2 separate regions of the Homo sapiens genome follow, and region 1 is linked to region 2. A link is an interaction called in ENCODE POLR2A ChIA-PET data of the cell type or tissue named here. Cell type or tissue: GM12878. All regions are shown on one strand. Each heading gives the region's core, and the rest is flanking DNA. Links, peaks and the distances in the headings are about the cores only. Region 1 overlaps ARHGEF3 (Rho guanine nucleotide exchange factor 3). Region 2 overlaps ARHGEF3 (Rho guanine nucleotide exchange factor 3).

Evidence for each region. Peaks named below come from ENCODE experiments on the same cell type or tissue, not always from the same donor. Only the 100,000 strongest peaks of a DNase experiment are listed, where the experiment ranks them.
Region 1: POLR2A ChIA-PET joins it to region 2 with 10 read pairs; 14 of 35 experiments call an interaction of 5 or more read pairs at or near these places.

The regions. Positions count from the first base shown.
Region 1 is chr3:56,776,145-56,791,336 of GRCh38, forward strand. All of the region lies in intron 1 of ARHGEF3 (Rho guanine nucleotide exchange factor 3), which reads right to left. Among named protein-coding and RNA genes, the nearest start is that of ARHGEF3, 18 kb to the right of the region's middle. RefSeq lists an enhancer at 7,660-8,059. In GM12878, for the core only: no CTCF peak of the experiment used is centred there; a DNase peak (open chromatin) is centred at 7,907; H3K4me3 peaks cover 1,268 bases; H3K27ac peaks cover 3,599 bases.
Region 2 is chr3:56,713,228-56,728,419 of GRCh38, forward strand. It overlaps ARHGEF3 (Rho guanine nucleotide exchange factor 3), which reads right to left. Exons shown (of 10, transcript NM_019555.3): 10 at 14,193-15,192. Among named protein-coding and RNA genes, the nearest start is that of TASOR, 38 kb to the left of the region's middle. In GM12878, for the core only: no CTCF peak of the experiment used is centred there; DNase peaks (open chromatin) are centred at 8,009, 11,877 and 12,224; H3K4me3 peaks cover 909 bases; H3K27ac peaks cover 1,418 bases.

The sequences.
Region 1 (15,192 bases), core at 3,244-11,243, 61 kb after region 2:
CCACTTGCTGTGTCATCTTTTCTAAGGTTCTGCTGACTTTGCTGTCCATTTTGCATGACCCAGTCGGACAGGCATTTTCTGCACAGCTATAAGATGTAGGTTCAACACAAATCCCAGCCTCTCTGAAGGTTGAGTGCAGTGCTGCTACGTGAGATTGTAATTAAAACTGATTTCCTAAGGCATTGCCGATTTGGATGTAAACATCAGGCTGCTCTCTGGCAATCTGACATTCCCAAGTAATGAACAATTGAACCAGAAGCCGTTGCTGTGTGATTTAGTGCTATGATCCAGCAATGTAAGCAGGTGCAATTTCAAAACCAGAACACTTACAGGTTATTGGATCTATGGGGGAGGCTTTATGCCTAACCCACATGAGTAAAATATGAATTATGGTGTTCTCCTTGAGGCCTTCTGTGAGAATAGAAGATTAAAAAAATTCCTGGCCTCATTAGATTTTTCTTTTCCATTTACTCAATATGTCTCCAGCTACATTTTACTGCTGTCTAAAGAGAGCCCTCAGGGAAAATGTTTCCAGATTCTTGTTAAATAGCTCTACTGAGAACTAGCAAATGCAATCGTAGGGATGCTTTCAGGCTTTACAGAGAGGTAACAGAACACAACCTGCAGGGACGCTTCCTAGTCCAACAACTCAGCTGCCAGACCAAGCTGGGCAAGGTCAATGCTAAACCCAGGAACCAAGTGTCCTGTTTCAAGTGCAGACACCACCCCCCACCACGTGATTTTAAGATAGGGCAGAAGGGTATCTCACTAAAGTTTAAAAAAAAGAAAAGAAAAAAAGACACTGAGCATTCTGTATAGACAGTATTTTGTGAATAACAGTTTGTTTCATCTTTTCCAGGCCTTATAACATTTTTGTTTCTCTTGTCTTATTGCACTGGCTAGAACCACCTGTATATTGTTGATTACAAGCCAAGACAGTGGGTATACTAGTTTAATTCTTGGTTCTACAGTGATTATTAATAAGATTTCATCATTAAATATTTGCTGAGAGCATGGGAGAGGCACCCTTTAACACGCAGAGAAAGTTCTTTTCTGTACCAACTTTGCTGTGAATTTTTATCATGAATTGGCAGTGGCTTTTATCAAATGTTTGTTCTTCATTTAGTCAGAGGACAAGGAAAGAAAAAAAGGAAGAGAAGAAAAGAAGCGACGGGTGGGAAGAAGGAAAGGAGAGAATAAAGGCATACAGGTCATATTTTTTCATAAAGAAACTGATTTGACAATTTAAAATATCTTGTGTTTAATTATGAACAAAGGAGAATAAAACACTATGCAATTTTATTCTTAGTATGAGTTTTTTTATTAAATGGATTTTGATATTCCTTCTCTAGGGGATACAATGATTTTTATCCTCTCCTCATTCTTCCCCTCAACAGGTAAAAGCCAAAGCAGACTATATGCAATGTAAGAAAATGCCTATCGTACCAATATAATCTAGCATACTTTTTTATTCCTCCAAAAATAGTTCCATTGAAACAGACTGGCATACAGGAACTCCCCACTCATTTTCCCTGCACTTCCTTTTTGCAGCCAGAGTGGGGTGAGGAATAGTAGGAATATCATCTATGTCATGTCTGCAGCTGCCCTGAGACTCTACCCCTATTGAGCCTCAAACACCACCCAGGAGAGGCTGGAAATGTAGCCACTGGCATAAGGACTCAGGCTGCTGCATTGCAGGGCAGTGTGGCTCTCAGCTGCTTTACATCTGGCCAGGAGCAAGGAAGAGGTGAGAATTGATTGTGCTAGCAGATACTCTTACCCATGAGTTGATGGAGCCAAATAAAAAAAGTCTTTCAAATGTTTGGAAATTCCAGGAAAGCCTTTTCAGGGTTCTATCTGTGTGCCAGGTGGTGTGTGGAAACTGTACTCCCAAGGGTCATGTTTAATCCACCCAGGAACCTTCTAGGTGGCTTTCATTGTCCTCATGTTAAATAGGAAGTTACAATCTTACAGTGACTGAGAAACTCTAGCATAAACAAATAATAATAATGAGCTAATACTGGTAGCAGGAACTCAGCTCAGTGCTTTACATATAGTTGCATATTTATTCCTACTAACAACCTCACAAGGTAACTACTACTACAATCCCTATTTTAAAGATGGAGAAACTAAGGCACGTAGTGAGCAATTTGCTTAAAGCCATTCAGCTAAAACAAGGTGACCAGGATGTAAACCCAGTCAGGCTGACTCCAGAGCCCATGCCCTACCCCAGGGCCTGGCTAACTTTTTCTGTAAGGGGCTACCCAGCCTCTGTCATGACTACTCATCTCTGCTTTCGGACACAAACAATCTGTAAATAAATAAGTGTGGCTATATCATATTAAACATTTATTTATGAACACTAAAATTCAAATTTCATAGTTTTCATGTCACAAAATATTCTTTGAGACAGGGTCTTGCTCTGTCACTCAGGCTGCTGTGCAGTGGCACGATCACGACTCACGGCAGCCTCAACCTCCTGGGCTCAAGCAGATCTTCCCACCTCAGCCTCTCAAGAAACTGGGACTACAGGTGCTCACCACCATGCCTGGCTAAATTTTAAAAATTTTTTTAGAGAAGGGGTCTTGCCATGTTTCCCAGACTGGTCTCAAATTCCTGGGGTCAAGCAATTCTCCCGCCTCGGCTTCCCAAAGTGCTGGGGATTACAGGGTTGAGCCACTATGCCCCGCTTACAAAATATTATTCTTTTGAAATTTTTCAATCATTATAACATGTAGACATTATTCTTAGCTTGAGGCCCATAGGAAGTCAGCTGTATTCGGTCTTCAGGCCATAGTTTGCTGACTGTTGTTTGCTGACCAGTCATGTCCTGGTCAGTGGTCCTCAGCCTCAGCTTTTTTACTGTAACATACCCAAGGACAACACTCCCAGGCACTGCACTCTCCCACAGGCACACCTAGTCATCGTCAGGCTCCAGTAGATGGCATAAGCTTGATTTGCATATTCTCCCTGCAGCTGGACATGCAGGGTCCTCCCCTGATAAACAGGGGAAACATTTGACTTACTTTTTATGTGAGTAAACCCTATTTTATTGCATTTTATTCTCTTAACTTTCTAAACACAATGCCAACTTTCCTTGACCATTTTAATATATATATATGAACAAAGGACATAAAAAGTGATATAATGCCTGGGATCTACTTCAAAATAATGACAGTGGAGAAAGTGGATGGAAAAAGAGGAAAACAGGACTGGTCACAGGTTGGTAGTTGTCAAAGCTAGGTGCAGGGCACAGGTACGTGACAAAATACATGTCAAATGGTACATGTATTTGGTACATGCCTGCCTATGGTGCATGTCAAAATAAAAAGTTTTTTTTTATTTTTTTTTTTTGTTTGTTTTTTTGAGACGGAGTCTCGCTCTGTCGCGCAGGCTGGAGTGCAGTGGCGCCATCTTGGCTCACTGCAAGCTCCGCCTCCCGGGTTCACGCCATGGACAATTCTTTAATTCCTGCTTCTGCCTCTTCCCAGCTATAAGCTTTACTTCAAATGGCCCCACTCCACCCAGCATGGGGGCACTTGACAGCTTGCTTTGTACCTTTTCTTTCAACGAATTCCTACAGATTTTCCCTCTTGTGTTAATGTTTTTCTAACAAAATGGTTGAGAATGAGCCATATTTTTATAGATTTATCTATTTTAGTCTGGCTCTCATATTCACTAATCTTGTCTTAAGCAAGTTACTTACTCAGTTTCTTCAACTGAAAAATGGGGAAATAACCTCGTAATACAGCAGTGAGAATTCTGTGGGTAGGAGCTATGCTTTACAGGGAACTTACAATCTGTGCAGGTGCTGGGCGAAGAGCTTTATAAGGATTTGCTCTTGGCATCTTCAGAACATCTTATGAGAAAGCTAGTATCATTATCCCCATTTTATAAGTGAGCAAGCCAAGGTTTAAGGAGCACAAATACACAAGATCACGTATTTCAGGTAGAGGCAAAATGTGGACCATGTACTGGACTATACACCTCTGCTTCATTATTCTGCCCAAAAACAGACAGATAATGACGATGAGCACATAGCACAGTACTTTGTGAATAGCAAGATAATTATCAGAGCCTAGAATAGGGCTCACAAATTGGTATGTTTTTGCTAAAGATTATTCCCCCTGCCATCTTTGCCTCTAAGAACAGGTGAGCTTATCTATTCCCTTAATATGAGCATACTCTTTTTCAAAACATTGATTTTGAAATAATCTTAGATTTACAGAAGAGTTGCAAAATTAGTAGAGTGTTCCCATACATCCTTTACACCACTACCTCTATGTTAACATTTTACATAACCACAGTACATTTATCAAAACTAAGAAATTAACATTGGGGCAATACTATTAACTAAACTATTAACAGAGTTATTGGGATTCCACCAGTTTCTGTTTTCCCACTAGTGTCCTTTTTCTGTTCCAGGATCTAATCTAGAATCCAAAGTTATATTTCTGTCCCATCTGTGATATAGTTCCTCTGTCTTGTTGTCTTTCATGATCTTATAGCAAAATACTAGAGCTCTCTAATTGACACTTGTGAAGAGTACTGGTTGGTTATTTTATAGAATGTCTCTCACTTTAGATTAATCTTACGTTCTCTCACGATTAAGTTCAGGTTATGCATTTTTGGCAAGAAAAAACACAAAGATGTATCCTTCCTGGTATATCATATAGGTGGTACACCATGTTGCTAAGTCTTATTACTGGTGATGTTAACTTTGACTACGTAGTTAAGATGGTCTTATGGATTGAATTATGCCCCCACTGAAAGATAAGTGTAAGTTCTTACTCCAGATACCTGTGAATGTGACCTTATTTGGAAATAGGATCTTTGTAGATAAAATCAAGTTAAGAAGAGTCACACTAGTTTAGAGTAGGCCCTAAATCTAATCACTGGTGTCCTTATAAGAAGAGGGAAATTTAGAGACACACATGGAGAAGATGGCCATGTGACAAGAGAGAGGTGGAGACTGGAGTGATGTATCTACAAGCCAAAGAACATGAAGGATTGCCAGCAAACACCAGGAACTTGGAAGAAGAAAGGATTCCTCTGCAGGTTTCAGAGGGAGCATGGCTCTGCTGACATTTTCTTTTGTCTTTTTTTTTTTTTTCTTTTTTTGAGACAGAGTCTCGTTCTGTCACTGGGACTAGAGTGCAGTGGCACAATCTCAGCTCACCGCAACCTCCACCTCTGGGTTCAAGCGATTCTCCTGCCTCAGCCTCCCGAGTAGCTGGGACTACAGGAGTACACCACCATACCCGGCTAATTTTTGTATTTTTAGTAAAGACAGGGTTTCACCATGTTGGCCAGGCTGGTCTCAACTCCTGACCTCAGGTGATCCACCTGCCTTGGCCTGCCAAAGTGCTGGGATTACAGGTGTGAGCCACCACACCCGGCCTCTGCTGACATTTTCATTTCAGACTTAGCCTCCAGAATAAGACAAACATTTTTTGTTGTTTTAAGCCACCTAGCTTATGGTACTTTGTTATAGCAGTCATAAGAAACTAACACAGGTGGTGTCTGCTGGATTTCTCCACTGTAAAGTTAATATTATTCTCTTTGTAACTAACACATAGTTTGGAGGACTTTGTGACTTTGTGCATTCTTCTTAGCCCAATTTAGGGAGTGTTTACTCAGTATGTGCAAAGTGGCCTTAATTGAAGTATACAGGTGTCACTGTTGTGGGGAATGTCTCCCAGCTGAATAGGGAGAATCAGAAGGTTGAGCCACAAAGAGTCAAGAGAGTCAGTGTCAGGTGGAGCTGGCAAGGAAGGAGCAGGTGGGGTGGCTGGAAGGCAGGGCATGGTGCGGTGGACAACACAGGAACGTAGGGCACATATGCAGCACTGAGGAGGCCTTCATAGAGCTGCCTGAGCAAAGGAGGAGTAAGACTGTGGGTACAGAAAGGGGAGCTGCCTTGGAGCTTGCAAATGACTCTTCATCTTATTTTTTTGGAAATAGAAAAAGATAATAATAATGAAATAATTGTTCCTAATTCTAAAATTTCCATTGAAATATTTTTTCTGTTCTTTTTTTCCCCTGGCACAGAGCTAACTGACCTGGTGTCATCTGTTCCCAGAAGATGAAAGACAAATAATGAGGCCCAAATCCCAACGGAAACCTGACTTCATTGATTAGGCCAAATGTGTTTCAGAATTATTGGTTTTTAACCCCCAAGGTGAGAAAAGGTCTTCAAACTCAGAACTATAATTTTCCTCTTGTATGCTTATCAGTGATTTCAACAAAGGGACTGCAAGCTTTGTGGACTTTGACAAACCACCAGGAACTGTTCCGGGAGGCATCCCTGCTATCTTTGTCTTGGCTAATCTCAAACATGGAAGCCACATTCTTGTGTTTGTTTTCTCCGGCCGTGAGTTTGGTTGCCAGTTGCCTCACATTAGGCATCCAAGGGGGATTTGATTTCCTTTTTGATAAAATGGCTCAACTCTTTCCTCCATATTAAGATAAGGTGCTATGAGGAAAAGATCCCAATTTCCTTCTTAAAAAAAAAAAAAAAGCTGGGGTTTGTTTTGTTTTTGTTAATGAGGGAACAGGGACAGCCTGGATAACTAAAATCCACAAAACACCCTGAGTTAGTTCAGTCTCAAACCCAAGCTGCAGACAGGCTTTCGGGCTGCTGGATTGAGACTCCAACAATCTCTTGCCCCGTCTCATGGAAGTGCTAAAGAGCAGATGATGAGAGAAGTCGCAAGAGAGTCTGGGCAAACCCACAAATTAAACCATCAACTCTCAGGTACATAAAACTGAACATATTAATGTTAGAGGGATGACGTTTATTCTCTGTATATCAAGCTCTGTCTGCCTGAGCCAGTCAGCACCAAAAGCAGATTCAGCACCTATGGCTTCTTGGCCAAAGTCTCCCTGTGAGGTGGTTGCTTTCGGGGGAGCCTTGAATAAGGGAGAGGTATAAGGAGGACAGTTGGCAGTTGGCTGAGCTCACACAATGCTGGCAGGAGCCTCTGAAACCATGCTCAGAGGCCCTGCCCAAACCAGCTTCCTATAAAACACAAATTAAAAAAACAGGGGTAGAAAGAAATCACACTTTATGACAATTTCTGTAGTCCTCCTAGCTTCATTTCCTCCTGGCCTCCCCTGTTTCCTTCAAGTCCAAAACACATGGTAGCAAAATACTATAGCTCTCTAGTGTTTGTAATAAACTGCATGGCAAAATGAAGGAAAGGTGGGGGTAGGCGGCAAGCGAGATGGATTTCTTCCGGTACACCCGGGAGAAGCAATTAATTTTACTACAAATTTGGAGAGGGTGAATGTTCATGGCATACCATTTTGTTTCTGAGAGAAGACTCAAGCAAGTCATTACCTTCATTCTTCTTGGTACCACTGAGTTTTTGCCCCCACATTGGAAAAGTAACCTCTCCTACTTGCCTGCCATGGGGAAATTCATTTTTGCTGAGTGAAGGTTTATGGGCTGAAAAAAAGAGCCTTGGGAAATAATTCAGTAAAATACAGGACTCTGAGAGGTGAAGCAGGCAGCAGCCTAGGTTACAAACATAATCTCTAAGCAGAGCCAGTAAAATAAAACAAAACCACTGTTTCAGACGCTGTATTTCTGGCTAAGGTTTCACTCTGCAATAACTTTCAAAGTTACTCGTTTTAGTCAACATTATAAGGGTAAGTCAACATTTGTCCTGGCAGCAAGCCCAAATCTGTTATTTTATTAGTCTGCTACTGGTTAAATTGGCCCAAGATTAAACACATCTAATAAACAGCCCTAAAACATTGAAGTTTAGCAGAAAACCACATTCAATTCTCTTTACACAGGATGTTACTATTACTTAACCTTGGGCAGAGGGAGAACTGCACACCCACACCCCTGTTAAGTTCCTTTTAGCAAACACCAGCCCCCACTGCCTGAAACTCATCTTGGTCATGCCCAGACATGATGCTACAGACCTTCAGAGAAAGAGGAAGCCAAATATTTAGCTCTCTCTGCGGTCCCTGGCTCCACATCTGCCTTCTGAGGCAGAAAGGGCCAGATGCTCAGAGCTGGAGAACTTTAAAGAGTTCAACCTCCTTAAAAATTAGGAGAGTTGCCAGCAGCATCAAGTCTCTGTGGCCCTTATGGGAAGGCCAGCCATGGGCCCGGAGGATGTTTTCTCACATCAGGTTATGCATTTTTGGCAAGAATGCCACAGAAATAACGTGCCTATAATGCCACACCCATCCGCCGGTCTGGAAAATGGGGCTGGACATCCCTGGTTGGATGATGCCAACAAGGCACCCAGAGGTAGAAAAGGTCTCCTGGTCACACAACGAGGCACCCAGAGGTAGAAAAGATCTCCTGGTCACAGCCACGGGGTCCAGAGGACAGTCTCTGTGACTTTGGGGTTCCGGAGTCAGTCATTTCCTACTGACTTCTTGGAAACCTTTGGGTGGAATATATGTTCTGCATTTGTTTATCACTGTAAAAGGGATTCCCTCGCTTCCCCTTGGGTGGGGTTGGAGAAGGAGGAAAAGGATGCCACTGGAGTTCCATTCCTGCTTCTTTAAGGACATTTTCTGGGCTCTCTCAGAGCTTAGGAATAATCTGAATGCCTCTGCAGCAAGTGACAAAGTTCTTATCACTCTGGCCCAAAGAGTGCATTGATTCTTTGCAAAGGATCTAAGGATAAAATATGAGCCAACCTGTCTGGTCAGAGTGCAATACCCTACGACCTTGGGCCCAAAATATAACCTCTATAAGCTAGTTTCCTCTACTGTGAAGTGAAGATGACTCTCCTACCTTCTCACAGAGTTGTTGGGAGGATCACAGGAGACTAGGTGTATAATATGCTTGGCAGACACCCGCCTGTTAGTCCTCAGTAAATATCAGAGTATTGTCCTTATTTCTGTTGTCCTGGGAGAGGCATGGTCTCTCTGCCAGCCTGCGCCCCTGCCCTCTTCTATTCCCTGCAGCACTGGATTTTGCCTTGATCCTTCCAGGGACAAAGCTAGAGTTCCACGTCACCTGCCAGAATCATACCAATAACTGCTCTGGCCACTGAGGCTGCTACGAGACCATGTATTTTGATGCCATATTCCTGCCTTCCTTTTCTTCCTGTGGTTTTATCATCTGTTTAGTCAAGCTCTGGCTGGATACGGCAAAACTAGCGGTGGTCTGGCAGGATTCAAGGCTATATTGGAAGAAAGGAAAGCAGTAAAATCTCAAGATAAGGACCCAAGTCCTAATCTTGGGTCCTTATAGATGGGTCTTGAGGTTTGCATTATCCTCCCACCCGCCCACTGCCACCAACACTGCTGAATTATGGGCTAGAAGAGCTGGTCTCCAGTCTTGCCAGATCCCAATACTGTCTGGAATTAGGCAATGAGAGGAACTCTGGTCATTCAACCCATGTCGGATGTGCAAGGTGAAACTTCACAAAAATAATGTGTAACCAAGAAAGGACCACACAGAACCACAGAAAAGTCCTCTCTCTTTCTCATCCATCTGTCGTTCTTTGAAGCTCAGCATTATCTTGCTTCCCAGAAGAGGAAAAAGAAGTAGGGAGATGAAAAAGGGTGCTCAGATCTTAATCTCAGTGTCCCAAAGGAAGGACAGACTGTTCCAGCTGAATCTGGGATGATCAAACACATCTCAGGCAAGCAAAGCTGACAGTCAGGTCTGTCATCCGACTGAAAACTAGACAGGGACCAGGGATCCTAACTGGTTGCTGGGTAAAAACTACAGGGACGTCTGACCAAGGGCACTGGGTCTGCAGAAGAAAATGGATCCCCTTCTCTTGATGTCTAGTTGGTTTCCGTTTTTGACAAGAACAACGGTTTTGAGCAGACAGGCCTTGCAGAGATGTGACCTCCAGAAAGAAACACAAAATATGTTCAAGATGCTCCCTGGTTAACTCCCAGCTGTCCCTTCTAGCACAAATTATCCCTTCAAATGTTTGGTCCATGTGTGTCCTCAGGAGCACATGTCCACACTTAGAACCAGGGGACACAGCACCCGGGTGTTTTAGAGCACTCTGCTCCCAGCCGAAAACAGAATACATTGAAATCTGATTATTCAGAATGGAAAAAGCTACTAGTCAAACAACCACATGGGATTGATTAAATTGGAAATAAATTTTTAAAAATCTTAAACTTTCCTGTTTTTGGCTTTCAGCTGACATCTTACCACTCACTGAGCAAGGGTATGCAGATAAATAAGATACAAAGCATGCTGTTCAGGAAACTGTGAGGTAAGTAATCTATAATGGATTCATCTGGCATTTCTGTTGCCCCCACACCCCCCAAATGAGCAGATGAATAGCTTCAAAATGTTATTCTTTGGGAGGGGTGTATGTGCATGTGTGCACAACACAAAACTGATTTCATTTGTTGAGACACTTTCCATCCTGTAGTGCATTTTTAATGACAAGAATTTAAAAATACCCAGTAACAACGGATTTTTCCAAAGGTTCATAACAAACACTGGCTCTCAGTGCTGTACATCTGCAACCTTGAAACATAGTGATTACGTGTTATTTTGAACTCTCAGCAATTAATATGCAACCAGATGTATCATTATCTACAGTTTATTAAAATGCAGAAGCCTGTGAATATAAAAAAATGATGCAGCACACAACAAAGAAGGCAAGGAGCTCAGAGACTCAGCTCTGCTCCCAGCATCACTCTCAGCTAGTTTCAATTCCAAAGAGATAATGGGGAAAATGGGTAGACAGTGGCAACTGACTTAAAATGAAAGAATAAATACAAACCTGTGATTTGGTTGTTGGGTTTTGTTAAAAAAAAAAAAAAAGTTGGCTAGCCATTGTAGAGTCAGTGGTAAGGGATGTCAATAAAAGTTTCCAGAAAAGACAAGGACATTCTGGTGGTAAAATAAAAATGGTATTTATTCCTGAGGCAAAGGATGCCTGCAGCAGAGAGCAGCAAGGTTCTCAAGTGTTTTCCAATATGGGCCATCTACAGAGGGGAGGATTCCTTTGAAGACTGCTGGGAGTCTAAATTGGCAAAATAATTTCCTTGGTAAAGGTTTCCCAAGCACTGCCAGGTTGGGAAGGGCACAAGGATGAAGTGGAAGGTTCTTCTTTTACATGCCAGGCCCTCCTTCCCTCTGCCCCAACATTTGAGAGTCAAGCGAGGGGCGCCCCTGAGTTTGCAAAGCAGGACTGTGCAGAGGGCCACTTGACCCTGCAAAGCTTCGATCAATTGCGATTAAATAAATTATACCCTGCCAAGGCACTTGCCTACTCATAGACTCTAGCAATTTTCTAGAAACAGAGCAGTCATCCTACTACACCTGACGCAGGTGTGACTCTTGTGACTCTGAAGCACTATATAAACAATGAGGGAAGCCTAGGAAAGGAAAGGAGGCACTGAGAGCCATGGAGTCACAAACGCTCTCATCTATGCCATACAGCAACCCCGTTATCCTGTTTCATAGAGGAGGAAGCAGGTGTTCAGAGAAGTGAGATGACTTCCTCCAAGTCATACCCAGTAATTAACTGGCAGTGGTGAAATCTGAATTCAAATCTACCTGCCTTGAAAACTTTCCCCGCCACCCCGACACTGGCTTCCCAGGATATACAACTTCCTCTGATAATAATAATAATAATATAATAGCAATATACAGGAGGACTTTGTGCTAGGCTGTGCCAAAGTGCTTTCTGTGCATTATTTCCTTGACTTCTCTTAAGTTAGTGCTATTAATATACCCATTTCACAGTGTAGGCAACTGAGACTCAGAGGCGTTAAGGGCCTCGCCTGAAGTCACACAGTCCAAATTGAGCCCAAGGCTATTAACTCAGCAAGGCCTGGGTTCTTAATTAACCACAGCATTGTTAGTTTCCTAAACCAGGGAGGAACCCTGAAACGAATAGGCTGTAGAGGCAGAAAGGAAGTAGACACTGACGCAGGGTGTGGAGGAGGACAGAATGTTCATTTGGCATTCAAGCCCTATCACTCTGGAATCAGCAGCTCCTCTTGACTCCTCCCTCAGAATCTTAGTGAGCCCAGGTTCAAAGGTGTCCCGCTTATGTGCCCCCAGAAGATGCTGCCCTCTGCTAAGGGCACACTTGAGGACTGGGGGGTGGCGGGCATCCAGCATCAGGGAGCCTATTGGATGACCACTTCTCAGTATTCCCCCTCCATAGTCTGCCAAGCTCCCCAATGAAATTGCCTGCTTCTCCCCCTCCTCGTGGTTGACAGTCACTACCCGTATTGTCGTGTTGTTAATGACTTGGTCAAACTGAAGTAGAAGTTCCTTGAGGACAGAAAGCATGGCTTTTCTAAACCAGGGGGAACATGATACACAGAGCCAGGTCTCAATAAATATTTATGGACAATTAAAGAGCATTAGGGGTCATTTTTTAGTTGTCTAGCTCTTTACCAGCTCATATCCATCACACTATGGAGTTTCCCTACATTTCCAACAAAGGATCTATTTATAGTTAAAGCACCCTGCAAATGAATAGGGCATGAAGAGCTCAAAGCAACCTAATCCACCCTCATCTGCTTGCCTTGGGTCTGTGTCCGTGGTTGGCACTTGGCTAGGATTCTCAGATGATGCATGTCAGGTGGGAGCCGGCCTCAGGACAACTTGCTCCCTACTCCTCTGGCCAGGGTGCCTCTCTACCCAGAGCTCACACACCAACCCCTGTCTGAAAGTCATTCTGGGAACAACCAGAAAGCCACACTAGATTTTTTTGTTATTCTACCTGGCAGAAATGAATGTGAAGCTTGCCAGTATGCTTGGAACATCTTTTGTTTTAAAAATAATAATGCCCAATGCTAACTCTGATCTCTTTATTTCCTACAAAGGAAGGAGCTACCTCCTAGCAGATGCCTTGCTAAGTATAACCACCTATAGCTTCTACTCAACTGATCTACGTTCAAGATAGATGCTGCTGCTGCTGCTGCTGCTGCTGCTGCTGCTGCTGCTGCTGCTGCTAATGACCTATTAAGTACTTGTTTGGTGGAAGCCCTTTATATGCCTATTTCATCTTCACAATTCCCTTGCAAATTCCCAATTTTCAGATGAGGAAACTAGGGCTTAGAGGATGAGACACAAGTCCAAGATCTCTCAGCTCACAGGTGGCCAAGTGCGGATTCAAACTCAGTTCAGGCTGACTTCCAAATCCAAATTCTTAACCAGTACATTCTAGGGCTGACTCCAATTAAAGTGTAATCTCACCCAATCCTTCCCACCAGAGTGAAGGAAAAAAGGAACAGGATGGTTTGAATCATTTTAGCTGGCACTTTGGCATGTTCTTTGACGCTTTGAAAAGAAAAAGATTTATGTTCTGAGAACAGAAATCTACTTTTATTTTTTAAGTTGGCTAACGTAGCACAGATTCATTTCCTATAACACATTAAAGCCAATTTTTATCTACTTAGTATCTGAAATTTGGGTCCTATGCTAAATGTCCAAATTTCAAGTTTAGTTTGCAAGTGACTGTGTCAAACTTGGGAACTTATTGTAGAATTCTAATCCTAGAAAGCCCCTCAGAACATGCCTTGTTCACTGTTTCCAAACTCTCTGTATTGCCATGATAATTTTTTGCCATATGTACATATCACCTGAGCTATTATGTACTATTTCCTTAATTAGTCATTTTTTACTTAAAAACTTATTGTAAAAATAAACTCTATCACTGCCTTAAATGGAAAATCACTATCACCTGCCATAAACAGAAACTAACTTTAAAAAATGAACCCTGAGGCCTACACTTAGTTACACAGGGAAATTATCAAGTGATGGGGAGGTGTTAAAGACACACTAATTCCAAGTGGAAACTTGAAATAATCAGAAGGATCAGATAATTTAAAAGGGAAAGTGATTAAATTATTTTGTGATTTGTCTTTATAAGATTTGAGCTGCCCAAGTGGTATGAAACCCACCTTCTGGGAAACAATGAACTAATCCAGTCCTCTCATTCCAGAAACAGACTCTGAAATTCCAAGAAGCTAAGCCTACCTTTGCCCTGTCCCCAGCTACTTGGGAAGCTCTTATAAGAACCAGCTTAGAAATAAATGCTGCATTTAAGAGACTTCCGAAGCAAGCTCCTGTTCCTCGATGTTGGTGCCAGAATCAAGCTCACTCTTCTAGGCCTTTGGAACCTGGGCATAAAGCATTCAGAGACTAATAAGAGAATGCAACATGTCTTTTCTGATGCTCTCTCCTTCAAAGCTCTCAGATAAGTCACCACCAAACATCTGAGGAGGAAGGAGGTGGAGGTGACAGTTCATCATGCATCTGTGGCTTACACACAAGAAACCATCAGTTTTCCCTCTTCTAACAGCTTATTTCCTTCTTTACAGTGGTTTCTGACTCCTTCTGCAAGATCACACCCAGACATCCCCAACACAATCACCAGGATGGCTGAGAAAATGAACCAAGACTGCCAAAACCTAACATGATATTGATGAGCCACTTCCACCCCTCCCCAACCTGTGTGAAGTCAAAAATTAAAAATAGTCTTCCCCAGTGACCTTTAGTTATCTTCTCTGTATTTGCCTGGGGTCGTTCTTGAAATGCCTGCGTGACTTGCGATTATGAAATGTTAGTATGCCAACATAAGATAGCACACTTGAAATGGGAGCTTGCCCTGGCCTTGGGTTCAGAAAGCACCCACAGGGAAGACTTACCATTTTGCCCCCCTCGGCCATCTGGCCCAACTCCATCTCTTTCTGCCACTAGCTTGTTCCCTTTTTCTTTCTGTAGCGTCTTCCTCTAGGAAGACTCCACATTTCCAAATCTGACAGCCCATGGCAAGTCCAAAACATTCACCTTTCTTTTTTCCTTTTCACATTTTTTTTTCAAGGTTCTGACATAGGCTGTCAGCTTTATTTAATTCAATCAGGTTGCCAACTTCTAATGCTAATGGTATCTACAGAAAGAGTGCCCTCAGGAAATGCTGTATTTCTTCTTACTATTTATCACCTCTGCTGCAAACATTAGGTCTGCAGAGTTCAGAAAGACATCATTTTAAGATATGTCGTGGCCAGAAGTGGTGGCTTATGCCTGTAATCCCAGCACCTTGGGAGGCCGAGGTGGGAGGATTACTTGAACCCCGGAGTTCGAGACCAGTCTGGGCAACATAATGAGACCCTGACTCTAGAAAAATAAAACAATTGAAAGAAAATTAGCCAGGCATGGTGGCACACGCCTGTAGTCCTAGCTGTAGTCCTAGGACTACAGCTGTAGCTACTCTGGAG
Region 2 (15,192 bases), core at 4,826-12,825:
TTATGAATTTTATTACTTTAGATACATCATGTAAGTGGAATCATACAGTGTTTGTCTTTTTGTGACTGGCTTATCTCACCTAGCATAATGTCCTCAAGGCTCAACCATGCTGTAGCATGTATCATAATTTTCTTCCTTTTTAAAGCTGACTAATATTCTGTTTTGTGTATTTACTATAGTTTGTTTATCCATTAATCCATTGATACTAGGGTTGCTTCCATGTCTTGGCCATTGTGAATAATGTTGAAACAAACACTGGTGTGCAAATATCTTTTCAAGATCCTGCTTTCAATTCTTTTGGGTGTATACCCAGCATTGGGCTTGCTGAATCACATGGTAATTCTGTTTTTCGTTTTTTGAGGAACTGCCGTACTGCTTTCCATAGCAGTGGCACCATTTTACATTCCCACTGAAGTACAATTTTTCCACATCTTTGCTAACTTATTATCTGTTTTTTTACAGTAGCCACTGATGGGTGTGAGATAATATCATTGTAGTTTTTATTTGCATTTCCCTGATGATTAGTGATGTTGAACAATTTTTCTTATGCTATTTGCCATGGTTAGTCTTTTTAACTTTAGATTTATAATAGCTGAGTAGGTGAGTAGTGGTATCTCATGGCATTAATTTGCATTAACCTAATGACTAGTAATGTTGAGTATCTTTTCATATGCTTATTTGCCATCCATATATCTTCTTTGGTCAGTGTCTAAATCTTCTGCCCATTTTAAAATTGGGTTGTTTTCTTATCGTTGAATTTTAAAGATTTTTTTCTTTTTTTTTCTTTCTTTTTTTTTTTTTGAGACAGAGTCTCACTCTGTCACCCAGCCTGGAGTGCAGTGGTGCAATCTTCACTCACTGCAACCTCTGCTTCCCGGGCTCAAGTGATTCTCCTGCCTCAGCCTCGCGAATAGCTGGGATTATAGGCACCTGCCACCATGCTCTGCTAATTTTTGTAGTATTAGTAGAGACCAGGTTTCACCACGTTGGCCAGGCTGGTCTCAAACTCCTGATCTCAAATGATCCACTTTCCTCAGCCTCCCAAAGTGCTGGAATTACAGGTGTGAGTCACCACACCTGGCTGAATTTTGAGATTTCTTTATTCTGGATTCAGGTTCTCTGTCAGAGATGTGATTTGCAAATATTTTCTACCACTCTGTGGCTTGTCTTTTCAGTGTTTTAATCCATATCTTGAAGAACAGAAATTCTTAATTTTAATGATGTCTTAGTTATCAATTATTTTCTTTTATGGATTATAATTTGTGGGTCCCATTTAAGAAATCTTTGCCTAACCCAAGGTCACAAATATTGTCTCCTGATTTCCTCTAGAGGTTGTATAGTTTTTGGTTTTACATTTATGTCTATGATCCATTTATTTTTGTATAAGATGTAATGTAAAGGCCTAAATTATTGGGTTTTGTTGCATAGAAATATCCAATTGTTCTAACAATATGTATTGAAAGGATTATCCTTTATCACTGAATTCACTTTGCAACCCTGTTGAAAATCAATTGACCATATATGTTGGTTATATTTCTGGACTCCTATTTGTATCTATTGACTGTCCATCTTTTTTTTTTTTTTTTTGAGACAGAGTCTCCCTCTGTTGCCCAGGCTGGAGTGCAGTGGCGTGATTTCAGCTTACTGAAACCTCTGCCTCCCAGGTTCAAGCGATCCTCCTGCCTCAGCCTCCCAAGTCGCTGGGATTATAGGCACACATCACCATGCCCGACTAATTTTTGTATTTTTAGTAGAGACAGGGTTTCACCATGTTGGCCAGGCTGGTCTTGAACTCCTGACCTCAGGTGATCCATCCTCCTCGGCCTCCCAAAGTGCTGGGATTACAGGCATGAACCACTGCGCCTGGCCACTGTCCATCTTTTTTGTTTGTTTGTTTTGAGATGGAGTTTCGATCTTGTTGCCCAGGCTGGAGTGCAATGGCACGATCTCAGCTCACCACAACCTCCGCCTCCTGGGTTCAAGCAATTCTCCTGTCTCAGCCTCCCGAGTAGCTGGGATTACAGGCATGTGCCACCACACCCGGATAATTTTGTATTTTTAGTACAGACAGGGTTTCTCCATGTTGGTCAGGCTGGTCTCAAACTCCTGACCTCAGATGACCTGCCTGCCTCGGCCTCCCAAAGTGCTAGGATTTCAGGTGTGAGCCACCACGCCCAGCCCCAACTGTCCATCTTCATACCAGAATTACACTGTCTTGGCTATTGTAGCATTATAGTGAGTTTTGTTTGGGTAAGTCTTTCAACTTTGTTGTTCTTTTTCAGAATTGTTTTGGTTATTCTAGTTCTCTTAGATTTCCATTACTATTTTAAAATCAGATTGCCAATCTTTACAACACAGCCCACTTAGATTTAGGATTGTATTGTGTTAAATCTATGAATTAATTTGAGGGAGAGCTGACATCTTAATATTGAGTCTTCCATCTATGAACATGGTATATCTTTCCATTCACTTAGGTCTTCTAAGTGTTATTTCTTTTTATAATTTTCAGTGTACATTTTGCATATTTTTCTCAAAGGTATCGCTAAGCTTTTCATATTTTTGATGCTAAATGGTGTTGTTTCAAATTCAAATGTGTCACTGTTCATTGCTATCATATAGAAATATAATTGCTTTTTGTATGTTTATTGTGTATCCTGCAAACTTGCTAAGCTTATTCACTAGTTTTAGTTGCTTTTTTGTATATCCATAAAATTTTCTACCTAATCATGTTACCTATAAATTAAGACAGTTTTACCTTTCCTTTTACAACTGGGATGTCTTTTATTTATTTTTACTTACTACATTATTTAGGATCTCCAGTACAATATTGAATAAAAGTTGTAAGAATGAGCATCCTTTTTTTGTTTCCAATCTTAGGGGGAAAGCATTCAGTTTTTCAGTACTGTGGGGCTAGTCATAGTTTGTTATAGATAGCCTTTATTAGAGTCAGAACATTTCCCTGTATTCCTAGTTTGCTGAAGATTTTCTTTTTTTAATCAGTATGCTGAATTTTGTCAAATGCATTTTTATGCATCTATTTTTTTTTTTACTTTGGTAATTTGCATTGACTAATTTTTGAATGTTAAAGCAACCATTTGGCATCATTTTCTTTGCTTCAAGGATTTTTTTTTTTTTTTGAGTCAGTGTTTTGCTCTGTCACCCAGGCAATGGCGCAATCTGGGCTCACAGCAACCTCCACCTCCCAGGTTCAAGCAATTCTCCTGCCTTAGCCTCCAGAGTAGCTGGGATTACAGGTGCCCGCCACCACACCTGGCTAATTTTTGTATTTTTAGTAGAGACGGGGTTTCACCATGTTGGCCAGGCTGGTCTCTTTGGCCAGGCTGGTCTCCAACTCCTGACCTCGTGATCCAGCCCCCCCCGCCCCCCCCGCCCAACCCCCCACCTTGGCCTCTCAAAGTGCTGGGATTACAGGTGTGAGCCACTGTGCCCGGCCAGGATTTTCTTTAGTATTTCTTGTAATGCTGGTCTTTTGGTAATAAATTCAGCTTTATGTTTGAAAGTCTTTACTTTGTCTTTGTTTTGGAAATATATTTTCACTGTGTACAGAATTCTAGGTTGAGCTATTGTTCTTTCAGTTTTTTTCTTTTCTTCCTTCTTGTTGTTTGAGACGGAGTCTTGCTCTGTTGCCCAGGCTGGAGTGCAGTGGCACGATCTCAGCTCACTGCAAGCTCTGCCTCCCTGGTTCACACCATTCTCCTGCCTCAGCCTCCCGAGTAGCTGGGACTACAGGCACCCACCACCACGCCTGGCTAATTTTTTTTGTATTTTTAGTAGAGACGGGGTTTCACCTTGTTAGCCAGGCTGGTCTCGATCTCCTGACCTTGTGATCCGCCCGCCTCGGCCTCCCAAAGTGCTGGGATTACAGGCGTGAGCCACTGCGCCCAGCCATCTTTCAGTATTTTAAAGATATTCCTCACTGTCTTCTTGCTTCCCTTGTTTCCAATGATAATTCTTCTGTAATCCTTATCTTTGTTCCTCTGTAAGTAACATGTTTTCCTCCTCTGGCTGCTTTGTAAGATTTTTCTCTTTATCACTGGTATTGAGCAGTCTGACTATAAAATGCCTTGTTGTGGTCGGGTGCGGTGCCTCACGCCTGTAATCCCAGCTCTTAGGGAGGCCGATGCGGGCGGATCACGAGATCAGGAGATCCAGACCATCCTGGCTAATACAGTGAAACCCCGTCTCTACTAAAAATACAAAAAGTTAGCCAGGCAAGGTGGCGGGCGCCTGTAGTCCCAGCTACTTGGGAGGCTGAGGCAGGAGAATGGCATGAATCCGGGAGACGGAGCTTGCAGTGAGCCAAGACTGCGCCACTGCACTCCAGCCTGGGCAACAGAGCGAGACTCCGTCTCAAAAAAAAAAAAAAAAGCCTTGTATTTTTCTTCTTCTTGTGTTTGAGGGTTCATTAAGCTTCTTGGATCTGTGAGTTTATAGTTTTCATCAAGTTTGGAGAAATTTTGGCTTTATTTCGATTTTTGTTTCCTGCCTCTCTCCATGTCTTTAGAGATTCCAACTACATATATATTAGGGCACTGAAAGTTACCTCATGCTCTTACACTGACAAAGCCATCAAAATGGGAAGGAGAGGGGAGAACAGCAGCATAAGCAGCTGGCAGAGGCAGCAGAAAGGAAAGAAAGAGACAGGAAGTCAAAGAAAGAGACAGAGAGGAAGAGATAAAGAAGGAGTCAGAGAGAAAGAGGGACAGACACAGGAAGTCAGAGAGAGAGTTAAAAAGAGAGGAAGAGACAAAGGAGAAGTCGAAGAGAGAAAGAGAGAGATGTAAGTAGTAAAGAAAAAACAGTGTACCCTATTCCTTTAAAAGCCAGGGTAAATGTCTATCTACCCAGCCAAGGCATATTCTACTTATGTGGATCTTCAACCCATATCTGCCTCTCAGACAGTTTGCAAGAAATAACGAAATCTATCCTTGCTTTATAATCCCAAATAGACTCTTTGGCAGCAGTGACTCTCTAAAACCACCGAGGCCTAGACCTCCTCACTGCTGAGAAAGGAGGACTCTGCACCTTCTTAGGGGAAGAGTGTTGTTTTTACACTAACCAGTCGGGGATAGCACGAGATGCTGCCCAGCGTTTACAGGAAAAGGCTTCTGAAGTCAGACAACGCCTTTCAAAGTCTTATACCAATCTCTGGAGTTGGGCAACATGGCTTCTCCCCTTTCTAGGTCCCGTGGCAGCCATCTTGCTGTTACTCGCCTTTGGGCCCTGTATTTTTAACCTTCTTGTCAAATTTGTTTTCTCTAGAATCGAGGCCATCAAGCTACGGATGGTCTTACAAATGGAACCCCAAATGAGTTCAACTAACAACTTCTACCGAGGACCCCTGGACCGACCCGCTGGCACTTTCCCTGGCCTAGAGACCTCTCCTCTGAAGGACACTACAACTGCAGGGCCCCTTCTTTGCCCCTGTCCAGCAGGAAGTAGCTAGAGCGGTCATCGGCCAAATTCCCAACAGCAGTTGGGGTGTCCTGTTTAGAGGGGGGATTGAGAGGTGACAGCGTGCTGGCAGTCCTCACAGCCGTTGCTCTCTCTCGGCGCCTCCTCTGCCTGGGCTCCCACTTTGGCGGCACTTGAGGAGCCCTTCAGCCCACCGCTGCACTGTGGGAGCCCCTTTCTGGGCTGGCCAAGGCCAGTGCTGGCTCCCTCAGCTTGCAGGGAGGTGTGGAGGGAGAGGCGCGAGCGGGAACCTGGGCTGCGCGAGGCACTTGTGGGCCCCCTGGAGTTCCGGGTGGGCGTGGGCTTGGCTGGCCCGCACTCGGAGCAGCCGGCCGGCCCTGCCGGCCCGGGCAATGAGGGGCTTAGCACCCGGGCCAGCGGCTGCGGAGGGTGTACTGGGTCTCCCAGCAGTGCCAGCCTGCCGGCACTGCACTTGATTTCTCACCAGGCTGTAGCTGCCTTCCTGCAGGGCAGGGCTCCGGACCTGCAGCCCGCCATGCCTGAGCCTCCCACCCCCTCCATGGGCTCCTGTGCAGCCCCAGCCTCCCCGATGAGCACCACCCCCTGCTCCACGGCGCCCAGTCCCATTGACCACCCAATTCAGATTCACGTCTCCTGAATCTGGTGGAGACGTGGAGAACCTTTATGTCTAGCTCAGGGATTGTAAATACACCAATCAGCACCCTGTGTCTAACTCACGGTCTGTGAATGCACCAATCGACACTCTATCTAGCTACTCTGGTGGGGCCTTGGAGAACCTTTATGTCTAGCTCAGGGATTGTAAATACACCAATCGGCACTCTGTATCTAGCTCAAGGTTTGTAAACACACCAGTCAGCACCCTGTGTCTAGCTCAGGGTTTGTGAGTGCACCAATCGACACTCTGTATCTGGCTACTCTGGTGGGGCCTTGGAGAACCTTTGTGTGGACACTCTGTATCTAGTTAATCTAGTGGGGATGTGGAGAACCTGTGTATCTAGCTCAGGGATTGTAAACGCACCAATCAGCGCCCTGTCAAAACAGACCACTCGGCTCTACCAATCAGCAGGATGTGGGTGGGGCCAGATAAGAGAATAAAAGCAGGCTGCCCGAGCCAGCGGTGGCAACCCGCTCGGGTCCCCTTCCACACTGTGGAAGCTTTGTTCTTTCACTCTTTGCAATAAATCTTGCTGCTGCTTACTCTTTGGGTCCACACGCTTTTATGAGCTGTAACACTCACCGCGAAGGTCTGCAGCTTCACTCCTGAGCCCAGCGAGACCACGAGCCCACCGGGAGGAACGAACAACTCCAGACGCGCTGCCTTAAGAGCTGTAACACTCACCGTGAAGGTCTGCAGCTTCACTCCTGAGCCAGCGAGACCAGGAACCCACCAGAAGGAAGGAACTCCGAACATATCCGAACATCAGAAGGAACAAACTCCAGATGCACCACCTTAAGAGCTGTAACACTCACCACGAGGGTCCGCGGCTTCATTCTTGAAGTCAGCGAGACCAAGAACCCACCAATTCCAGACACAATGCCTCTCTGATACTCTTTTCATTTTAAAATCCTCTTTTCTCCATGTTTCACTTTCAATAATTTTTATTGCTGTCTTTTTCACTAGTATTTTCTTCTGCAATGTCTAAACTATTCTTAATCCCATCCAGTGTATTTTTTTTTTTCTTTTTGAGACAGAGTTTTGCTCTGTCAGCCAGGCTGGAGTGCAGTAGCACAGTCTTGGCTCACTGCAACCTCCGTTTCCCAGGCTCAAGCAATTCTCCTGCATCAGCCTTCCCAGTAGCTGGGATTACAGGCATGTGCCACCATGCCCAGCTAATTTTTGTATTTTTAGTAGAGACGGGGTTTCACCATGTTGGCCAGGATGGTCTCGAACTCCTGACCTCAGTTAACCTACCTGCCTCGGCCTCCCAAAGTTTTGGGATTACAGGCTTGAGCCACCGCACCTGGCCATATTTTTCATCTCATTGATGGTAATTTTCATCTGTAGAAATTATATTTGGGTCTTTTTTCATCTCTTTCGTGTTTCTACTTAACATTAAAAATATGGAATACAGCTATAACAACTGTTTTAACATCCTTGTTGGCTAATTCTAACATTTCTGTCAGGTCTAAGTCAGTTTGGATTGGTTTTTATGTTTTTCTTCTATGGGTTGTGTTTTCCTGCTTTGCATGTCTTGTAGTCTTTCATTAGATGGCAGGCACTGTGAATTTTACCCTATTCAGTGCTGGATAATTTTGTATTCCCATAAATATTGTTGAGCTTTGCTCCAGGATGCAGTTAGGTTACTTGGAAACAATTTGATACTATTTGGTCTTTAAGATTTATTAGGTTGGACCAGAGCAGTGTTTACTCTAGGACTAATTATTCTCCACTACTGAAACTAGACCCTTCTGAGTACTTTACCCAATGCCCTGTGAATTATATTCTTCTAGTCTGGTTTGTGAGAATAGGCACTATTCCAAGCACTATGTGTGTTCTAATTTTTTTAGGGTATTTCCCCTCAGCCTTGGGTATTTTCTTCACATGTATGCACTTTTCAATACTCTGCTTAATACCTGAGGGGGACTCTCTACAGTAATCTCTGAGGTTGTCTCTCCATGGACTGCTCTCCTCTTTGTTCTGTAAACTGTAGCTGCCTTGGTCTCCCTAAACTCTCAGCTCCAAAACTTCCACTCAGGAAGTTCACTGGAGTCTACCTGGGATCCCCCTCTGATATAGTTTGGATGTCTGTCCCTTCCAAATCTCATGTTGAACTGTAATCCCCAATGTTGGAGGTGGGGCCTAGTGGGAGGTGTTTGGACCATGAGGGCAGATTCCTCATGAATGTCTTGGTGTCATCCTCACAGTAATGAGTTATCTGAGTTCACACAAGATCTGATTGTTTAAGAGTCTGGAACTTCCTCCTTGCTCTCTCACTCTCTCCTGACATGTGACACGCTGGCTCCCCTTCACCTTCTGTCATGATTGGAAGCTTCTTGAGGCCCTTACCAGAAGCAGAGGGCAGCACTATGCTTCGTGTACAGCCTGCAGAACCATGAGTCAAATAAACTTCTTTTCTTCATAAATTAACCAGGCTAGGTATTCCTTTATAGCAATGCAAATGGACACCCTCCCTGTGCTGTGTCCTGAAATCCCTTTCAAGACTGGAAGTTGGAGCAATTGCAGGGCTCACCTCATTTATACCTCTTCTCTTAGGGTCACTGTCCTTCATTGCCTGATGTCCAGTGTCTTCAAAGCTATAGCTTTATAGGTTTTTTCATCTTTTTGTTTTTATTTCAGTTGCAAAGGCAAATCTGGTGCCTGTTACTCCATCATGGCTAGAACTAATTACTTTTCTTTTTTTTTTGAGATGGAGTCTCGCTCTGTTGCCCAGGCTGGAGTGCAGTGGTGCAATCTTGGCTCTCTGCAACCTCCGCCTCCCGGGTTCAAGAGATCCTCCTGCTTCAGCCTCCCAAGTAGCTGGGACTACAGGCATGCACCATCATACCTAGCTAATTTTTGTATTTTTAGTAGAGACGGGGTTTCACTATGTTGGCCAGGCTGGTCTTAAACTCCTGACCTCAGGTGATCCTCCCAACTTGGCCTCCTAAAGTGCTGGGATTACAGGCATGAGCCACTGCGGCCGCCTTTTTTTTTTTTTTTTTTTTTTAAAGACAGTGTCTTGCTCTGTCACCCAGGCTGCAGTGCAGTGGCTTGATTTTGGCTAACTGCAAACTCTGCCTCTTGGGCTCAAGTGATCCTCCCATAGTGCTGGGATTACAGGCATGAGCTACCACAACCGACCTAGAACTAATTACTTTTAAAGAAGTTTAAATAGTAAGAAAAGCCTCTCCTATTTTCTGACATAGTTGCATTTTTAGTGCTCTTCATTCTGTTGTTTGGATCCATATGTCCACAGGGTATCATTCTGTTTCTCTTCAAAGAAAGTCCTTTTAACATTTCTTGTAGTGGAGGTCTGCTGGTGATGAATTCTTTTAGCTTTCATATGCCTGAAAAAGTATTTTGCCTTTGTTTTTGAAATACGCTTTCATTTATCTTCCCAGAAAACAATCCATCACGATAACAAAAAATAGAAACACAAAACCCATCTTTGATGATTCCAAAGATCTGTTTATCCTTGGACCACAACATTTGAAAATGGAAAGCAAATGGTGAAATAACATAAATGATGACAATAGTAGACATATATGTTTACTATATCAGGAACCAGTATCTATCAGGGGCTCAGCAGCATACTCAAATATCACATATTCAAATTAGGAGGTTTTAATAAAGGGACAGTACACAAAGTTTGGGCAGTGTGTAGGGACAATACAATATCCTGGGGCTAGTGACAGTGGGGTTGTTACCATACTAGGCTAGAAGGGTTACAGGAATTCAGAGAGGACTCCTTGAGAGAAGCTGTGACCTCACGATAAGAGATGCAACCAGCCCAAGGAAATCCTCCAGGTGGGAGCTGGAGGAATGAATACTCTAAACTCACTCTTCTCCCTCTCACTGATATAATGACAGGATTTTCACTGGGCCAAACCAAACCAGAAACGTCAGGCAGGAGAGCCCATGATGAAGTACACACAGAAGAGTGAATCAGGGTGCATAGTGGATTTGGAGAAGTAAACAAAAATACGGGGCATAGCCCCATTCTAAGGTTTTTTTTTTTTTTTTTTTTGAGACGGAGTCTCGCTCTGTCGCCAGGCCGGAGTGCAGTGGTGTGATCTCGGCTCACTGCAACCTCCACCTCCCAGGTTCAAGCAATTCTCCTGCCTCAGCCTCCTGAGTAGCTGGGACTATGGGCACGCCACCACACCCAGCTAATTTTTTGTATTTTAAGTAGAAATGGAGTCTCACCATGTCAGCCAGGATGGTCTCGATCTCTTGACTTCGTGATCCGCCCGCCTCAGCCTCCCAAAGTGCTGGGATTACAGGTGGGATTACAGGCATGAGCCACCATGCCTGGCCCATTCTAAGTACTTTGGATGTATTACTACATTGAATCCTCCCCCAAATCCTATTAATTACCATTATTATTCCCAGATAAACAATGAAAGATGAAGGAAAATTCAACTGAACTGTGACATCTTCTGAGAGTTCAGAGAAGACACTGCCTTCATTAAATAAAAATAAGGGTGCTTTAAGTATAGAAAGAATGATAGAAAAACTTATAGTAGAAAAAAAAACTGATGGCAACCCTCTCCTCAAATTAATAGAAGGATCTGAAGACAAAGGTGAGGAAATCTCCTTGAGAGTTGAACAAAATATAAATAAATAAAAAGTAAGAATAAAGAGATTAAGACTATTTGAAAATCAATCCAGAAGTTAAGGCATAAAATCCAGAAGGTTCATCTCTCTTTCTGGAATTCCTGAAAGAGAAAATAGAAAATTGTGGGAATGAAAATATGTAAGAAAAAAAAATACAAGAAAAAATTCCAAATTATCTGGATTGAAAAGTCTCTCCAGGTATATAGTACAACGAATGAAAAAGACCCAGGCCAAGGCCACACTTTTGAGAAATTTCACATGTACGGTTTATTTTTTTTTATTTTTTGAGACAGAGTCTCACTGTGTTACCCAGGCTGGAATGCAGTGGTGCAATCTGTGCTCACTGCAACCTCCACCTCCCAAGTTCAAGTGATTCTCGTGCCTCAGCCTCCTGAGTATCTGGGATTACAGGCGCCTGCCACCATGCCCAGCTAATTTTTCATATTTTTAATAGAGACGGGGTTTCACCATGTTGGCCAGACTGATCTTCAACTCCTGGTCTCAAGTGATCTGCCCTCTTCGGCCTCCCAAAGTGCTGGGATTACAGGCATAAGGCACCATGCCTGGGCAACATGTACAAATTTAAAAGTGATTATTAAATAACAATGAAAACTACTAGCTCTTAGTATCTTTTTAAAAAGTGATTTCACATACAGTCTCACATTTAAATGGGCTTGAAGGGTCCAGTGTCCCTGGCAACAGAGAATAAAACACTTGTAGGATGTCATTTTCAAACCTTTCACAGATGAGAGAGCACAGTTCATTAATACCTAGGTATGTTTGCATGTGGACAAGCTTTGGAATGCATGTCCAGTTTCCTAGGCTAAGTGATTAGCTCTTAAAGATACAGTGCATGACTTCTAATTCCTTGCTATTCCCTCACGTCAACTGAAAACTGCTTTGACTAGGTAGGTCTGTGCAGCTGACTGATATATGAACCAAGCCTGGAGAAAGGAGATATGATGTCATGAGCATTTTTTTTTCCAACTTGTTTCCCTCAATACCCTTCAGGTACAGTGAATACGGTCACCTTTTCTCACTGTGTGCTCATGCGGACAAGGTTTTAAATTTTGATGATTGTCAGATTTTTACTGGTAGGTTTGGGCTTGGGTAACCCTCTTCCCTTCCAATAGTGTAGTTCTAGAATTCTGTCAATAAACAAGCTAGTGTGAATTAATTGAATCAGCTGCATCAATAAGGGGGGGTATTCAGTGTCTTCTCTCCTCAATGCCAAGGGGAACCAGGTGAGTGAAACTGATTGGCCAGACAGTTTCTTTGCCAAATCTTTGAGAGTCCTCAGGCTTTGGGAGAATTAGTAAAAAACGGACATGGACAGAATGTAAATGGAAAGTTGAACAGGCTCTTCACCAAGATGGTGGGTTGCAGTTTCCTGCAGCCACACAGTCTTTGTTGAAACAGGGCTGTGGTTATGAAGAGTTGTGCATTCTTAGCTGCCGCAGACTGTGCTGGGAATGGAAACTAAAGCAGTCAGTGGCGGTGACCACAACCCAGAAGCTGAAACCATGCTCTAATTTTACAGAAAATTGCTAGTTCTGGCTCTGTTCATTGCTTATGAGTTTTCATTTAGACTGCAAGGATTACATCTAGTTGTATGTGAAATAACATCTTGAAAATTGACTGAAGAAAAACCATTTAGCCCTCACTCATTTGTACTAACCCACAAAATGTCAGTACAAACATCTTCTAATATACTGTAAGATACATCCTTTAGCATTGACAGTCAGTACAATTATAGGAGTGAAAAACAGAGGGAATAGCCAAAGCAGCAGTGAGAAAAGAGGACGGACAAAAAAGATGAGGAGGAGGAGGAAGAAAAAAATTAGGAGAAGCGACTTTGCATTTGGGAAAAAATTTGGACTTATATTTATTTATGTGAATATCTTGCCAAATTTGGGAATTAACAGTATGTTAAAGAAAATGGTGAGAGCTGGCCGGGCGTGGTGGCTCAGGCCTGTAATCCCAGCACTTTGGGAGGCCGAGGCAGGCAGATCACAAGGTCAGGAGATCGAGACCATCCTGGCTAACACGGTGAAACCCCGTCTCTACTAAAAATACAAAAAATTAGCCGGGCGTGGCAGCGTGCGCCTGTAGTCCCAGCTACCTGGGAGGCTGAGGCAGAAGGATGGCATGAACCCAGGAGGTGGAGCTTGCAGTGAGCTGAGATCGCACCACTGCACTCCAGCCTGGGTGACAGAGCGAGACTGTCTCAAAAAAAAAAAAAAAAAAAAAAGAAAAAGAAAAAAAAGAAAATGGTGAGAGCTTATTGTAAAGATAAGACTAACTACCAGCCTTATTGGGCCAATGTGCTATTGAGAATTGGCTACTAACAGCTTAAAAATGTTTAGCCTTTTCATCTAAAAAACCTCACTCATTGTGGGACAGAGTACTAATCTTTTTTTTCTTTTTTGAGATAGGTTCTCACTCTGTCACCCAGGCTGGAGTGCAATGGTGTGATCACAGCTCACTGCAACCTCTGCCTCCTAGGCTCAAGGGATCCTCCCGACTCAGCCTCCTGAGTAGCTGGGACTATAGGCACATGCCATCAAGCCTGGCTAATTTTTGTGCTTTTGTAGAGATGAGGTTTTGCCATGTTGCCTAGGCTGGTCTTGAACTCCTGGGCTCAAGTAATTCACCTGCCTTGGCCTCCCAAACTGCTAGGATTAGAGGTATAGCCACTGTGCTCAGACTAGAAAGAGTACTAATCATTTTAATTAAAGTAGACTGAAATTCCAGTAAGAATTTCAAAGTGAAATTTGCCTTCTTTTATTTAGCCTCAAGTTCCTCAACAGTTACCTATATTAGCAGTGAGATTCAACATTTCTTTTCTATAACAACTATGACTTACCACTTGACTTTATACATAGTATGGATTCCAGATAGAGTTATTAAAAGTGAACACATAAATAAGTGAATGAATAGAGAATGCTTGAGAAAACAGATTTTAGAATTATGAGTTCTTGGACAGACTCAGAGGCTTACGCCTGTAATCCCAACACTTTAGGAGGTTGTGGCAGAAGGATCACTTGAGGCCAGGAGTTCAGGACCAGCCTAGGCAGCATAGTGAAACTTCAATCTTTACAAAAAATTTAAAAATTAGCCAGATGTGGTGGTGTGTACCTGTAATCCCAGTTACTTGGGAGGCTGAGGCAGGAGGATTGCATAAGCCCAGGAATTTGAGGCTGCAGTGAGCTATGATCACACCACCACACTCCAGCCTGGGTGACAGAGTGAGATCCTGTTTCAAAAGAAAGAAAGAAAAAAAAAATGAGTTCTGTGAAAGTTTTGATAGATCAAATAAAAGCATTTGTATCAATCTGCATCCTATTTTAAAGTTTGTATTCAGGAACCACAAACAAAAATTTCAGAAAGAACCTCCCCAGGAACACAGCTGAAACCTGTATTTTGTTTGTAGGACAAACACTGTACACATGGAGGATGACTTAATAATGTAATTTATTTGAAATACTTCCAGAAAAGTTTAAGGCCATTATACAAAAACATTCATTTCATCAAAACATTCATTGACCACCTTCCCATAGGCCAACACTTGACAAACCTCTTTTCCCAACACACTGGCTGATGGCTTCTAAAAGTGGCTGATGGCGCCTACAAAGAATCATTCATTCTTTTCTTCACCAATAAAGGCTGTTCTTGGCTTTCCTCTGCTTCTGTCTGCAGCAGGTTCACTTGCTGTATCAATAACGACTTGAGAAAGCAGTTTTAAATAAACTTGTAATAGAAAAAATTCATCATGTTTAAGACCTATAAATACAGAAATATGTTTTACAGGGTAAAATTGATCACAATATCCTTGTTTTCAAAAAATAATAAAGTATATACCTTGTTTTTATATTGATATATCTTGTCACACAGCTTGAATGCACATGATATATGTACATAATAAAATGACATCAATGCATTTACTGCTTTCTTTTCTGTAAACTTGAAAGACAGATTAAAAAAAACTTTTTGGCAATAATTTAGAATAATTACCACTAGTGCTGGTGTGGGTATAATTTTGCACAGGTCATCCTTAATATTTACACTTGCAGGGAGCTCTTCTAGGTACTTAGCTGTTTTTAAGGTCTGCACTTTACCCTGCACTGTAAATCAAGGCTGGACAAAGAGGTTACTAATCTGGCTAGCTGATTCTAATTAATCAGAGTTAATGAAATTGGCCTCTGGAGAACATAATTACAATTCTGATTATAGCACAGAACCAGAGATGGCAAATTGACGACCCAAAAGCAGAGCAGGAAAGCCCAAAGCTCTGGCCTTTCTCAGAAGGCACTGGACCATGCTTTTCTCTCAATGGCTCCCACAGAAGGTTCTGACGAAGTGCTTTTCATTCCAAATTCTTCCTCTCCTGTGTTTCTATAAACAGTGTCATCGATAGAGTCATGGTCTCTCTTCCTTGTTGCTTCATTCATTCTCTA